Regions from separate parts of the Homo sapiens genome. Here region 2 is linked to region 1. The links are chromatin contacts, found by Hi-C or POLR2A ChIA-PET in ENCODE. All regions are on one chromosome and are shown on one strand. The core of a region is the stretch at or near the end of the contact, and the rest is flanking DNA. Distances in the headings are between cores, read along the strand shown.

Region 1 (6,042 bases), core at 1-2,500:
GAGGCTGCTAGTTTGTCCAAGTCAATAAGCATATGTACAAATATACTTTTAGTATTGCTAAGTAATACTTGAGGCAGGAGGATCACTGGAGCCCAGGAGTTTGGGAAGAACAGCCTGGGCAACATAACGAGAAGTCTGTCTCTACAAATAATATAATAATACATAAACATTACAATAAACCTTTAAATTTGCCCCATAATTATCCACGTTTTTACTCATGAGAAAACAGAGTTCAAATAGGTCACCCAAGGTTGCAAAGTGCAACAGAAATTTATCCACTGAGTCCCCACGCGGTGGTTCATGGTGAGGGGGATGCGGATCGCTTGAGACCAGGAGTTCAAGACCAGCCTGGCCAACATGGCGTAAACCCCGTCTCTACTAAAAATACAAAAATTACCCGGGTGTGGTGGCGCATGCCTGTAGTCCCAGCTACTCAGGAGGCTGAGGCAGGAGAATTGACTGAACCCGGGAGGCGGAGGCTGCAGTGAGCTGAGATCGTGCCACTGTACTCCAGCCAGGGCGACAGAGTAAGACCCTGTCTCAAAAAAAGAAAACAGAAAGAAATTTGTCTGGCAGTCTACCATCTCATGAAGTTTGAAGATGACATGAGGTAATATGCATAATATACATAAAGTTAATGATAAATGGGCAACACATTGGCTAGATCGTTATTACTTGTCTTCCCCCTAGGAAGAGTTGGCAAACATTTCCAGGGTAAGAGACTATCCATCTTTGTATTACTAGTGTCTAGAACGGGGCCTGGCATACTTCAGGATCTACATGTTTTACTGAACAAGTAAGCACACTGATAAAAAAGAAAAAAAAAGTGGATCAGAAGAGGAAGCGCCAATGACTAGTAAAATCATAAGGAAATCACAAAGGGTGGCCTCTGGCCCTCCCATCTCCACAACTCTGTTCACCTTCAGGGATCCTTCAGTCATTAGAAGCCACAGATCAGATTATCGTTTTCACTCAGTACAGCCCTAGCCAGTCCTGACGGCAGCGACCCACCTGCGACCCCAACTCTACCTCGCCTCCATGGGGGGGTGTTCTCCACAGAGGATATTGTCCCACTTTGAGGTCCTCGCACTTAAGCGACTCCTCGCCCCCGGCGGAGGTGGCAACAGCCCCCCAGGGTCCTGTAGTGACTGAGACGAACCACAGGACACCAACGAGTCTGGCCGTCACGGCCTCCGGAGCAGACGGACCAGACGGCCAGGCGGCCGCCATCTTGGAGACCGACACTTTCTCGCCACTTCCGCTTCCGCCTCCGCCCAGGAGCGGGAGGGAGAAGGGCAACAGGGCGAGGTTCTTAAAGGGACCTCGCATAGGATAGAGGCCAGTTCCGTCTCTTCGCGTGTTCTTCTGCCCGTGAGCCCGTGGAATCACATTGGGAGACCCTTTTAAAATATGCATGTACCCAGTCCCTCGAGGCGAATTTTCCCCCACGAACCCTTGGAAGGAGCTAAGGTTAATCTTTGAGTGCTGGAGGAAGGAAACGAGTGGTTTAGGCAATCAGGTGCTTCACCCGCTTCTCATTCCCGCGCCCTTAGCTGAGGCTTCTCGGTCCTCTGAAAGTGCCAGCGGCGTCAGAGGTTGGAATCAATGCTTTCCTGACATCATCGCAGTTAGCCCTGATAGGTTTTGGGTTTACAGATAAGGAACAAGGCTCAAAGACGCTGAAACACACTGACCTTAATCACTAAGTGACTCAGTCGGAATGAAATTGATGTTTGCCAGATTTCAGATCTATGCTCTTACTAATTGACATAATGTCCTCCTGTAACTTTAGAGAAGGATTTTGGAAGGCTGCCACGAACAGAACTTAAAAACTGTGAGAGACATTACGCCTTTTAAAAAAAAAAAGTGACAATTTAGGTGGGGGATAATTTGGGGGGTGGAAACTGTAACAAGAGGAAACCAAATAGTTTATGATTAAGTGAAAAGTTGAAGATTTTTTTTCCTCCATCTGTTGTTTTTAAATTTCTATATGTTCTAAAAGTTCTGTGGTGGGGAACTTTAACAGTGAGGAAAAAATGTTTTCGTAAAGTTAAGTTTAATCTTTTTTTTGTCTAACAATATAAAAATTTGAACTTGAGTGGTGCTTCTTCATCCATACTTTAGCACTAACTTTGGTGGTTCTCAAACTTTGAATAGCATCTGAATCACCTGTAGTAGTTATTAAAACAGAATGATAGAACCGGCACTCAGAGTTTCTGATACAAAAGATGTAGGGAGGGACTGGATAATTTCCATTTCTAGGAGATCCCAAGGGATGTGGGTGTTGCTAGTCCAGGGACCCCCACTTTGAGAACACTGGTATAATGTTTTACGAGAAGTAAATTTTTTTTTTTAAGATGGAATCTCTCTCTGCCACCCAGGCTGGAGTACAGTGGCAGAATCTCAGCTCACTGCAACCTCTGCCTTCTGGTTCAAGTGATTCGCCTGCCTCAACCTCCTGAGTAGCTGGGACTGCACGCGTGCGCCACCACGCTCAGCTAATTTTTGTATTTTTAGTAAAGACAGGGTTTCACCATTTTGGCCAGGCTGGTCTCGAACTCCTGGCCTAAGTGATCTGCCCGCCTCTGCCTCCTAAAGTGCTGGGATTTCAGGTGTGAGGCCACACTGTGCCTGGCCTCATTTTGGAATATATATTCTGGAAGACATACAACTATTTGAAGTAATATTTAAACATAAACTACGTTTTTAAATTTTCTTTTTTTGAGGTGGAGTTTCACTGTTGTTGCCCAGGCTGGACTGCAATGGCATGATCTCGGCTCACTGCAACCTCCGCCTCCCAGGTTCAAGCTATTCTCCTGTCTCAGCATCCGGAAAGGCTGGGATTACGGCGCCCACTACCAGCCCAGCTAATTTTTGTATTTTTAGTAGAGACGAGGTTTCACCATGTTGAGCAGGCTGGTCTCGAACTCATGACTTAAGGTGATCCACCCGCCTCTGCCTCCCAAAGTGCTGGGATTACAGGCGCGAGCCACGGCGCCTGGCCCTAAAATTTTCATAATAAAACAACTTTGTAGCATTACTATGCTTTATTCATTCATTCATTTAGAGACAGAAATGGAGTTGAGACGGGAGTTTTGCTCTTGTTGCCCAGGCTGGAGTGCAATGGCACGATTCTCGCTTACTGCAAACTCCACTTCCCAGGTTCAAGCTATTCTCCTACCTCAGCCTCCTGAGTAGCTGGAATTACAGCCATGAGTCACCACGCCTGGCTAATTTTGTATTTTTAGTAGAGACGGGGTTTCTCCATGTTGATCAGGCTAGTCTCCAACTTCCGACCTCAGGTGATCCACCCGTCTGAGCCTCCCAAAGGTCTGGGATTACAGGCATGAACCACCACGCCCCGCTGCTATTTTTTGAGATGGAGTCTCGCTCTGTCATCCAGGCTGGAGTGCAGTGGCACGATCTTGGCTCACTGCAACCTCTGCCTCCCGGGGTCAAGCAATTCTCCTGCCTCAGCCTCCTGAGTAGCTGGGATTACAGGCGCACGCCACCACGCGCAGCTAATTTTTGTATTTTTTAGTAGAGACAGGATTTCACCATGTTGGTCAGGCTAGTCTCGAACTCCTGACCTCGTGATCCGCCCGCCTTGGCTTCCCAAAGTGCTGGAATACAGGCGTGAGCCACCGCGCCCCGCCGCTATTTTTAATTTAAGACATTTATACATAATATTTATGCTTTAAATCAGGTTTAAATGATTTAAGTGAAAAATTTAGTAGTTCAGTTATAAACTTCCTATTCTAAATGGACTTCTTCCTTCTCTCTTTTTTCTTCCTTCGTTTTTCCTTTCTTTCCTTTTTTTCCGTCCTCCCTCTCCCTCCAAAAAGGAAAAAAAAATTGTTTTTAATTGAGCATTTACTATGTACTCAGCATGAAGCTAGACCCTAGACTCAAAAATTTAGACAAAAACCCTGCAGGTAAGCACTTCCTGTTTGGTAAGGGAAAATACAAACAGTTAAATACTATTTGATAAGTGTTTGATAATTGTTACATTAGAAGCACATACTAGCTACTGTAGTAGGACAATGGGTTTGCTTAAGATATTCCTCCTGTGCCTGGCGTGGTGGCTCAAGCCTGTAATCCTAGCACTTTGGAAGGCCAAGGAAGGCAGATGGCTTGAACAAAAAAAAGAAAAGAAAAAGAAACATTTAAAAAAGATTCTCCCAAAATAGTAGTTGAAACGCTATATTTTTGTAGGATACATGACTGCTTAAAAAGGTATAGCCTAGGGCTGGGCGCAGTGGCTCACACTTGTATTCCCAGCACTTTGGGAAACCAAGGTGGGCGGATCGTGATGTCAGGAGATCAAGACCATCCTGGCTAACACGGTGAAACCCTGACTCTGCTAAAAATACAAACAATTAGCCCGGCGTGGTGGGACGCGCCTATAGTCCCAGCTACTCCAGAGGCTGAGGTAGGAGAATCACTTGAACCCGGGAGGCGGAGGTTGCAGTGTATAGCCTAGAAAACGAACCTTTAAACTTTTACTTAGGCCAGGCGTGGTCACTCAGCCTGTAATCCCAGCACTTTGGGAGGCCGAGGCAGGCAGATAACCTGAGGTCAGGAGATCAAGACCATCCTGGCTAACGTGGTGAAACTCTGTCTCTACTAAAACAAAAATTAGCCCTGCGTGGAGAGGGCGCCTGTAGTCCCAGCTACTCTGGAGGCTGAGGCAGGAGAATCGCTTGAACCCGGGAGGCAGAGGTTGCTGTGAACCCAGGTCTGCCATTGCACTCCAGCCTGGGTAACGAGCTAAATTCCGTCTCAAAAAAACAGATAAAAAAACAAAAAAACCTTGAATTTAAAAAACAAAAACCGGCCGGGTGCAGTGGCTCATGTCTGTAATCCTAGCACTTTGGGAGGCCGAGGTGAGTGGATCACAACGTCAGGAGTTCGAGACCAGCCTGGCCAATATGGTGAAACCCCGTCTGGAGTAAAAAAAAAAAAAAGTGCAAAAATTAGCTGGGCATGGTGGTGGGCGCCTGTAGTCCCAGCTACTCGGGACGCTGAGGCAGGAGAATCGCTTGAACCCAGGAGGCAGAGGTTGCAGTGAGCCGAGATCATGCCACTGCACTCCAGCCTGGGCGACGGAGCGAGACTCCGTCTCAAAAACAAGCAAACAACAACAAAGACAAAAAAAAAAAAACACAAAAACCAAACAGAAAAGCTAATCAAATGTACAATATACAGCTCAACACCATCCCTCAGCCCTATTCTGAGATGAAATTTATGACATGGTTACGAGGCAAGGATTAGGTAAAATCTGGCCAGGCACGGTATCTCACGCCTGTAATCCCAGCACTTTGGGAGGCTGAGGCAGGCGGATCACCTGAGGCCAGGAGATAGAGACCAGCCTGAGCAACATGGAGAAACCCCGTCTCTACTAAAAATTCAAAAATTAGCCAGGCATGATGGAGCGTGCCTGTAGCCCCGGCTACTCAGGAGGCTGCGGCAGGAGAATTGTTGAACCCGGTAGGTGGAGGTTGCGGTGAGCCAAGATCACACCATTGCACTCCAGCCTGGGCAACAAGAGCAAAACTCTTCTCAAAAAAAAAAAAAAAAATCTGTCAAAGGCAAAATTACAACAAATTCAGTTATATATCTAATTAACTTTTAGTCACAATTCAAGGAGTGGGGCAGCCTTCATTCTATACACTAGAAAGAAAACTCCCGCTGGGCAATAATAAAACACTGGGTTTTGTAAGGTGGGAACAAAGAAACAGCAACAGAAAAATTCGCGGTTGGAGGCTGGGCATGGTGGCTCCCCAACACTTCGGGAGCCCAATGTGGAAGGATCACTTGAGTCCAGGAGTTTGAGTTCTAAGACCAGCCTGGACAGCATAGACTCCATCTCTACAAAAAGCAAAAAATTGCCTGGGCATGCCTCTAGTCCTAGCTACTAAAGAGGCTGAGCCTGGAGAATCAGGTGAGCCCAGGAGTTCAAGGCTGCAGTGAGCCATGATTGTGCCACTGCACTCCAGGCTGGGCAATAGCACAAGTCCCTGTCTCCAAAAAAAAAGTGGG
Region 2 (6,461 bases), core at 3,305-5,804, 340 kb after region 1:
TTGGCCTCCCAAAGTGCTGGGTGGCATGAGCCACCGCGCCGGGCCTTCATAAGTGTTTTTAAAGTGCTGGTATCCAAGTATGAAAAAACAGCTTAAAATGTGTTTCTAATGATTATGGGCTTCTTGCTGGTCTTACTTCCAGGCTAGAATTCCCAGGTGTTATATCCTACTCATTTTTAATATGAGATCTTGAACTGTATGCTTAAAATCAATTTTTACCCCCAATTTGCACTCTATCAACTGCTGGATTTCTGGTTTGCTATTGGGAGCAAATGTCACTGTGCAAACCTTTTTTTCTGTTTCAGATGCAACATAAAAAATACATCTGTAGCAGGAGTCTAGGAATTCCCTCTAAGGAGCAAGAAAGTGTGACTGAGTCAGCACTGCCTTCTCTTTTGTGACAGTATGCAAATTGCCAATGGCAGAGTTCAAGTGCATTCAAATATGTGGCATTTTTCACAGCTCATTGTTCTTTATCTCTTGTATTCCTGAAAACCACTTGAGATTTGCGTACATGATAAATTTCCCTTTCTTGGTGATAAAAAAGGCTGTAGGTTTTACAGTCAAGTCTACTTCCTTCAGGAAAGTCTCTGGAGAAAAGCTTTTGTTTTTTTCTTCTATTCTCTTCCTCTCACTGTAGTAAATGAAGATAATGTAGAGACACCAGGGTAACAGAGCAAGTAACCTCATGAACTCAAAGACAGCAGAAATGTAGGCACACAATTTTGACACAAATTCATAGCTTTAGGCTGGGTGCCGTGGCTCATGTCTGTAATCCCAGCACTTTGGGAGGCCGAGACAGGCGGATCACCTGATTTCAGGAGTTTGAGACCAGCCTGGGCAACATAGCAAAACCCCTTCTCTACTAAAAATACAAAAATTAGCCCTGCATAGTTGGCGCTTGCCTGTAATTCCAGCTACTCGAGAGGCTGAGGCAAATCGCTTGATCTCAGGAGGCAGAGGTTGCAGTGAGCCAAGATCACACCATTGCACTCCAGCCTGGGTGACAGAGTAAGACTCTGTCTCAAAAAAAATAATAATTTACAGCTTTGATATCTACTAGCTTACATTCATTCCCAACCACTGTAACTGGTCCAATGTGGAGACTGATTCAACTTGAAATTTAACTTGCCCAGAAGGAATCACTTGCTTATCAGATTTTTTCTAAATTGAGAAAGTGATCTCACAATTGTAATTTTTAGCACGCAGGGCTTAGAGAAGTAAAATGACAGGGCTCAGAACCCAGAACTCAGACTTTCTCACACCGGTCACATCCCCTCCTTTCAGAATCCCACTGCTCCTCAGAAACAAGTGCTGCTGCTTGGGCACTGTTCTCTGAGTCTATGAAGTTTTCGGTTTTCTGGGAAGCCTTATTTGCACACATAATAAGAGCCTATAATCTAAAACGTGTGTTGATTTTGTTATCTTTCAAAGGGAACTATAAATCTACCTTCTCTTTCAGAAACTAAGCAAGTTTGTATTGAGGGCCAGTTATGTCCCAGGCTCTGCACTAAACAAGGTGTAGTGACAGTGAAGAATCCTGCCTTCAGGGAGCTTTCAGAACTGCCGAGGATAACAGCAGCTAATGCTTTCATGGCATTTACTATGCATTCTATAGGCATTATTCCAAGTGCATCAATTTGTATCTTATATGAGATTGGTCTATTACTATTCCCATTTTATAGATAAGGAAACTGAGACACTCAACTAATAAGTGTCATAGCCAAGATTTGAATCCAACTTTAAATAAGTAATTATTAAGGTTAATAAGTATTATTGAAGGACAAGGTAACGTGCTGTGGGAACTTTTTTTTTTTTTTGAGACAGGGTCACACTCTGTCGCCCAGGTTGGAACGCAGTGGTGTGATCACAGCTCACTGCAGCTTTGACCTCCTGGGCTCAAGCAGTCTTCCTGCCACAGCTTCCCAAAGTGTTGAGATTACAGGCAGGAGACACCACACCTGGCCTGTGGGAACTTTGCTAATGTGATTTCACCTAATCCAGGTGGTTAGATGAGTAGGAATTAGGCTGGAACTGACCCAGGAAAGGGCTTTTTAAGTATATTCCTCCTGCCAACTGCACAGACAAAATCAACCCACTGAGACCACAGCATTGCAGTAAAGAAAGAGTTTAATTGACGCAAGACCAGCCCATGCACAGGAGAACTGGAGTTCAGTCTCCCTGAAGGCTCAGACTTTGGGGTTTTTATGGACAGTTTGGTGGGCAGGGGGCTAGGGAATGGGTGCTGCTGATTGGTTGGGGGTGAATTCATAGAGGTGTGGACACAGTCCTTGTTTACTGATCCACCTCTGGGTGGGGCCACAGGATCAGTTGAATCATGAGTCACAAGTCCACGTGGGGTCAGTTTGAAAGATATCTCAAAGAACCAACCTTAGGTTCTACACTAGTGATGTTATCTACAATTGGGGAAATCAAAAATCTTGTGACCTCTAGCCATATGACCCCTGAGCAGCAAGGGATTATAGAAATTATGCCTCTCTTAGCAAAGAGTTCAGGCCCCTCTCATAATTCCTATTCTTTCTTTTTTTTTTTTTTTTTTTTTGAGATGGAGTCTCGCTGTGTCACCCAGGCTGGAGTGCAGTGGTGCAATCTTGGCTCACTGCAACCTCCACCTCCCAGGTTCAAGCAATTCTCCTGCCTCAGCCTCACGAGTAGCTGGGACTACAGGCACATGCCACCACGCCCGGCTAATTTTTTTGTATTTTTAGTAGAGACAGGGTTTCACCATGTTAGCCAGGATGGTCTCAATCTCCTGACCTTGTGATCCACCCACCTCAGCCTCCCAAAGTGCTGGGATTACAGATATGAGCCACCACGCCCAGCCCCGATAATCCTATTTTTGTGGCCTTTCATTACTCTTACAAAAGGAGCTTTTGATCCCTAAGCAAGAAAGGGGTTAGTTTTAGGTGGGGACTATTATCATCTTTGCTTTCAAGTTAAACTATCCACTAAATTCCTCCCAGAGTTACTATGGCCTACATGCAGGAATGATCAAGGACAGTGAGGTGGTCAAGAAGCTAGATCAAGTCAACTATGTCACATTTCTCTTACTGTCATAATTTTGCAAAGGCAGCTTCAGCTACAAAATGGAAGCCCAAGGACCAAAAGTAGTAGTAAACATTAGTGTTTGTTTGTTGTTTGTCTGATGGGCATATTTTAAGAATTGTTAAATTTGAATGCTTTTAGGCTGAACCACCATCTCTGTTTGTTTGTTTTGAGATGGGGTCTCACTCTATAACCCCAGCTGGAGTGCAGTGGCACGATCTCAGCTCACTGCAACTTCTGCCTCCCGGGCTCAAGCGATCCTCCTACCTCAGCCTCCTGAGTAGCTGGGACCACAGGTGTGCACCACCATGGCTGGCTAATTTTTGTATTTTTTGTAGAGATGGGGTTTCACCGTGTTCCCTAGGCCAGTCTCCTGAACTCAAGTGATCCACCCACCTCGGCCTTACACAGTGCTGGGATTACAGGCGTGAGCCACCGCGCCTGGCCTAATTTGTTGTCTTATACTCAGTTCACGTCATTCACCTTCAGTTGGCTCCCTTGCAGCCTGATGCCTGGATGCATCTGAGTTTGTTATCCTGGTGGATATTTTCTGGGAGAGATGGGCTCCACCCTGTTTCAATTAGGGATCTCTTTGTTGCAAGTGACAGAATCTCAATTTGACATTACTTAGACAAAAGGAGAAATTTACTCAAGGGCTAGAGGTTTGTTTGTTTGTTAGTTAGTTTGTTTGTTTTTCATATACTTGCAGGCAGCGTGTGGTTGACACTTAGCCTCAGAGGTGGTTGGAACCAGAGGCCTGCTGCTGCCAGGGTTCTCTCTGTTTATCTGACTTTCCTCCTGCAGATGTGCTTCTTCAGCCTGATGTGTGTATGGCTGCCCAAAGCTCCTAAGCCTCTCTGCCAGAAAAGAGCTGACTCTTCCCTTGGGTCTACTTTGGAAAATCCGTAGAATATTCTTGTGTGGTTCAAGTGTCCACCCTTGGACCAGTTACTGTGGCCAGAGAGACAGGGCATTTTGATTGTCCAGCTTTGGGACAGAGATCAACCAGCTTTGGGGATTGTCAGCTGGACATGTCACCCATCTGTTATATGGGATATTGCCAGTGTTGCCTTTTATGTCCACCCTTCAGAAGCTCCTTCACTTGATCACAGTAATTTTCCTGGCCCACAAAGCATTTTCTTTCAGAGCTCATAGTGCTGTGCTGAAGATTATAGCATCATGCTGCCAGAATGTGTCATATCAGTTTATTTCATGAAATGAGATGACCTTTCTACAACATTTCTTCATTCTTCTTTTTTAGGGGTCCCTTGCAAAGTAAACACATTAGAATGTCCCCAAACCTCAGTTTTGAAGGCATTAAGAGCTCCTTTTGTGTAATAATTGGGCAATTAGCAAATTATAAATTCATGTTTAAACACAAAATATGAAGGAAAGCGACCCAAGGTCACTGCCGTGGCTACTGCCATGATTTTTTTTCCCAACCCAAGTTTAAAATAAGCAGGCATGACTTGTTCTGACCTGATATTGGATCTAAAAACGGAATCACTATGTCATTGCTGGCTAAGAATCTTGCGTGTGTTGCTGGGAGGAGGTAAACAGTACTTTCCCTTTCCCTGAAGGTTTACTCAGTTAAGAGCAAGGGCTCTGCAGCAAGATGTGTCTGAGTTAAGTTCTGGCTTGGCAAATAATAATTTAGCCTCTCTGTGCCGCAGTTACCTCAGCTCTGCTGAGGTATATAATTATACCTCAATTATATTATAAGAGCAATAATTATAAGAGCAATAATTGTCCCTAATACACAGGTCTGTTGTGTACACCAACAAATGGGTAATATGCCTAGCTCAGTAACAGGCACATACTCAGGAGATTTTAGCTGTCATAATTTTCATCATCATCACGTACCAGCTCCATCCCTTGGCTCGGATGTTTAAGAGTAATCAATATAAGAAATGAGACAGTGCGTCAGACCAGATGCTTTTCAGAAATCCAGTTTTCTCATCTATTCCTTCTACATTTTTGAGGACAAGAAAAAAGGAAGGAAACTGACACTTCAGGCTCCTGCTACCCACCACACACCTTCACGCATCTACCATTCAGTTGTATTCATTTCTATGATTATTTCTTTAACATCTGTCTCACTAGGTCTGTAAATGTGCTCAGGGCAAGGGCTCCTCTGTTTTTCTTTTTGTTTGTGCTGGCATGTAGTAGGTGCTCAGTAAGCATGTATTGAATTCAACTTTGCTCACAACCCCTTATTCAGGTAGCAGTTATTGCATTCTTAATAAAAAAATGAAGGTTTCCAAACACTATTACTGCTAGTAAGTAGCAGAACAAGTCTGAACCCAGATTATCTGGCTGTTATTCCAGTGCCATTTCTTTTTTCTAAAAAGTTCAAATGATAAGGAAGAATAAAACCAAATTAGTACTTCTTCCATGTGATGTGCAAATTGGATTTTTAAACCTGTAGTTTGGGAAGTCAGGTCCTTTGTCCCACTGCTGGTTAATTGGGGTTGAAACCAAGGTCGAATTGCAGATCTACAATATCATTTTCAAACAGAGGCACTTACTTTTGCTCCTCCTAAGGCCATTTGATACACACTGGTAGGAGTAACACCAATAGTTTCTGTTTACGAGGCAGGTTAGAGTTTTTCCTCTAAAAATTCCCATGAGCCTTATTGACCTTTTCACGTCTTTTTTCTCTCTTTTCAAGTGTGATCCTTTAAAGTAAAGGCCACAGAGTCATCTTCACTGTGTGACCTTCCTTTCATGGCTGGTTCTCAAATCCACGTGGGTGCATTTAAGATTTAAGTTCCCGAACTTTGATTCACTCAGCACTAACACTTTATAAAGCCCATATTCTATTCTGCCATATGTTGAAGAAAGAAATAAGACAAAGTCGATCATATTAAGATATGGGAGACACATACATAAAAAGATACAATATAATCTTGCAAATAAGTGATAAAATTCATTGGTTCATCTTGTGGAAGGGGCACCACCCAGGGGCTAAGGGAAGAATTACAAGAGGAGGTAATTTTTTTAGTTCATTTTATATCATATCATCTGTTTAGAAGCAAAATTTATAAAGGGCAGGGGAGCAGTCCTAGGATCTTTCTCATAGAAGGGGAAAATTAAAGAGAATCTGAATGAGTGAGATAAGTCTGGCCCCCCAAAAATCAGTTAGAAAGTAGGCAGCTAAGTGTAGGCATGGTCATCCAGGAGACCTAGGCTCCAGTCTCAGGATAGTGCTTACTGGGGTTAAATCTTTCAGGTTGTAAACCAATGGGGAATTAAGGACATAGGATGAGATTGTAACTGAATCTAATAACAATGAACAGCTGGGCATAACTTGGTCACTATCTATTGTATTGTTATACATCGAATGGGAGCCTGGTGAAGAAAGGCTGTGTGAACATGCCTAGGAAAGAGACCCG

Evidence for each region. A loop is a pair of places that touch in the nucleus more often than their neighbours do. ChIA-PET counts read pairs that join two places held with the same protein, here RNA polymerase II (POLR2A). Pooled maps may share reads with other maps.
Region 2: a map of gastrocnemius medialis shows a loop between it and region 1 (3-fold over the local background). The contact joins the enhancer-like site here to the promoter of TM2D1 in region 1. A Hi-C loop is called at or near these places in 1 of 168 maps with a recorded cell type or tissue (gastrocnemius medialis) and 6 of 50 pooled maps. POLR2A ChIA-PET finds 5 or more read pairs at or near these places in 3 of 52 experiments (H1, Panc1 and WTC11).

The regions. Positions count from the first base shown.
Region 1 is chr1:61,723,891-61,729,932 of GRCh38, forward strand. It overlaps TM2D1 (TM2 domain containing 1), which reads right to left and starts at 1,251. Exons shown (of 7, transcript NM_032027.3): 1 at 1,067-1,251. The coding sequence starts at 1,230. RefSeq lists enhancers at 553-1,240, 697-1,896, 933-1,592, 1,241-1,926.
Region 2 is chr1:62,064,582-62,071,042 of GRCh38, forward strand. The region is part of intron 31 of PATJ (PATJ crumbs cell polarity complex component); the gene reads left to right. Among named protein-coding and RNA genes, the nearest start is that of MIR3116-1, 11 kb to the right of the region's middle. Within about 2 kb of position 4,555, at least 7 of the 41 ENCODE cell types and tissues checked have a DNase peak (open chromatin) inside an H3K27ac peak, as active enhancers do; they include gastrocnemius medialis, where a contact is called at or near this core.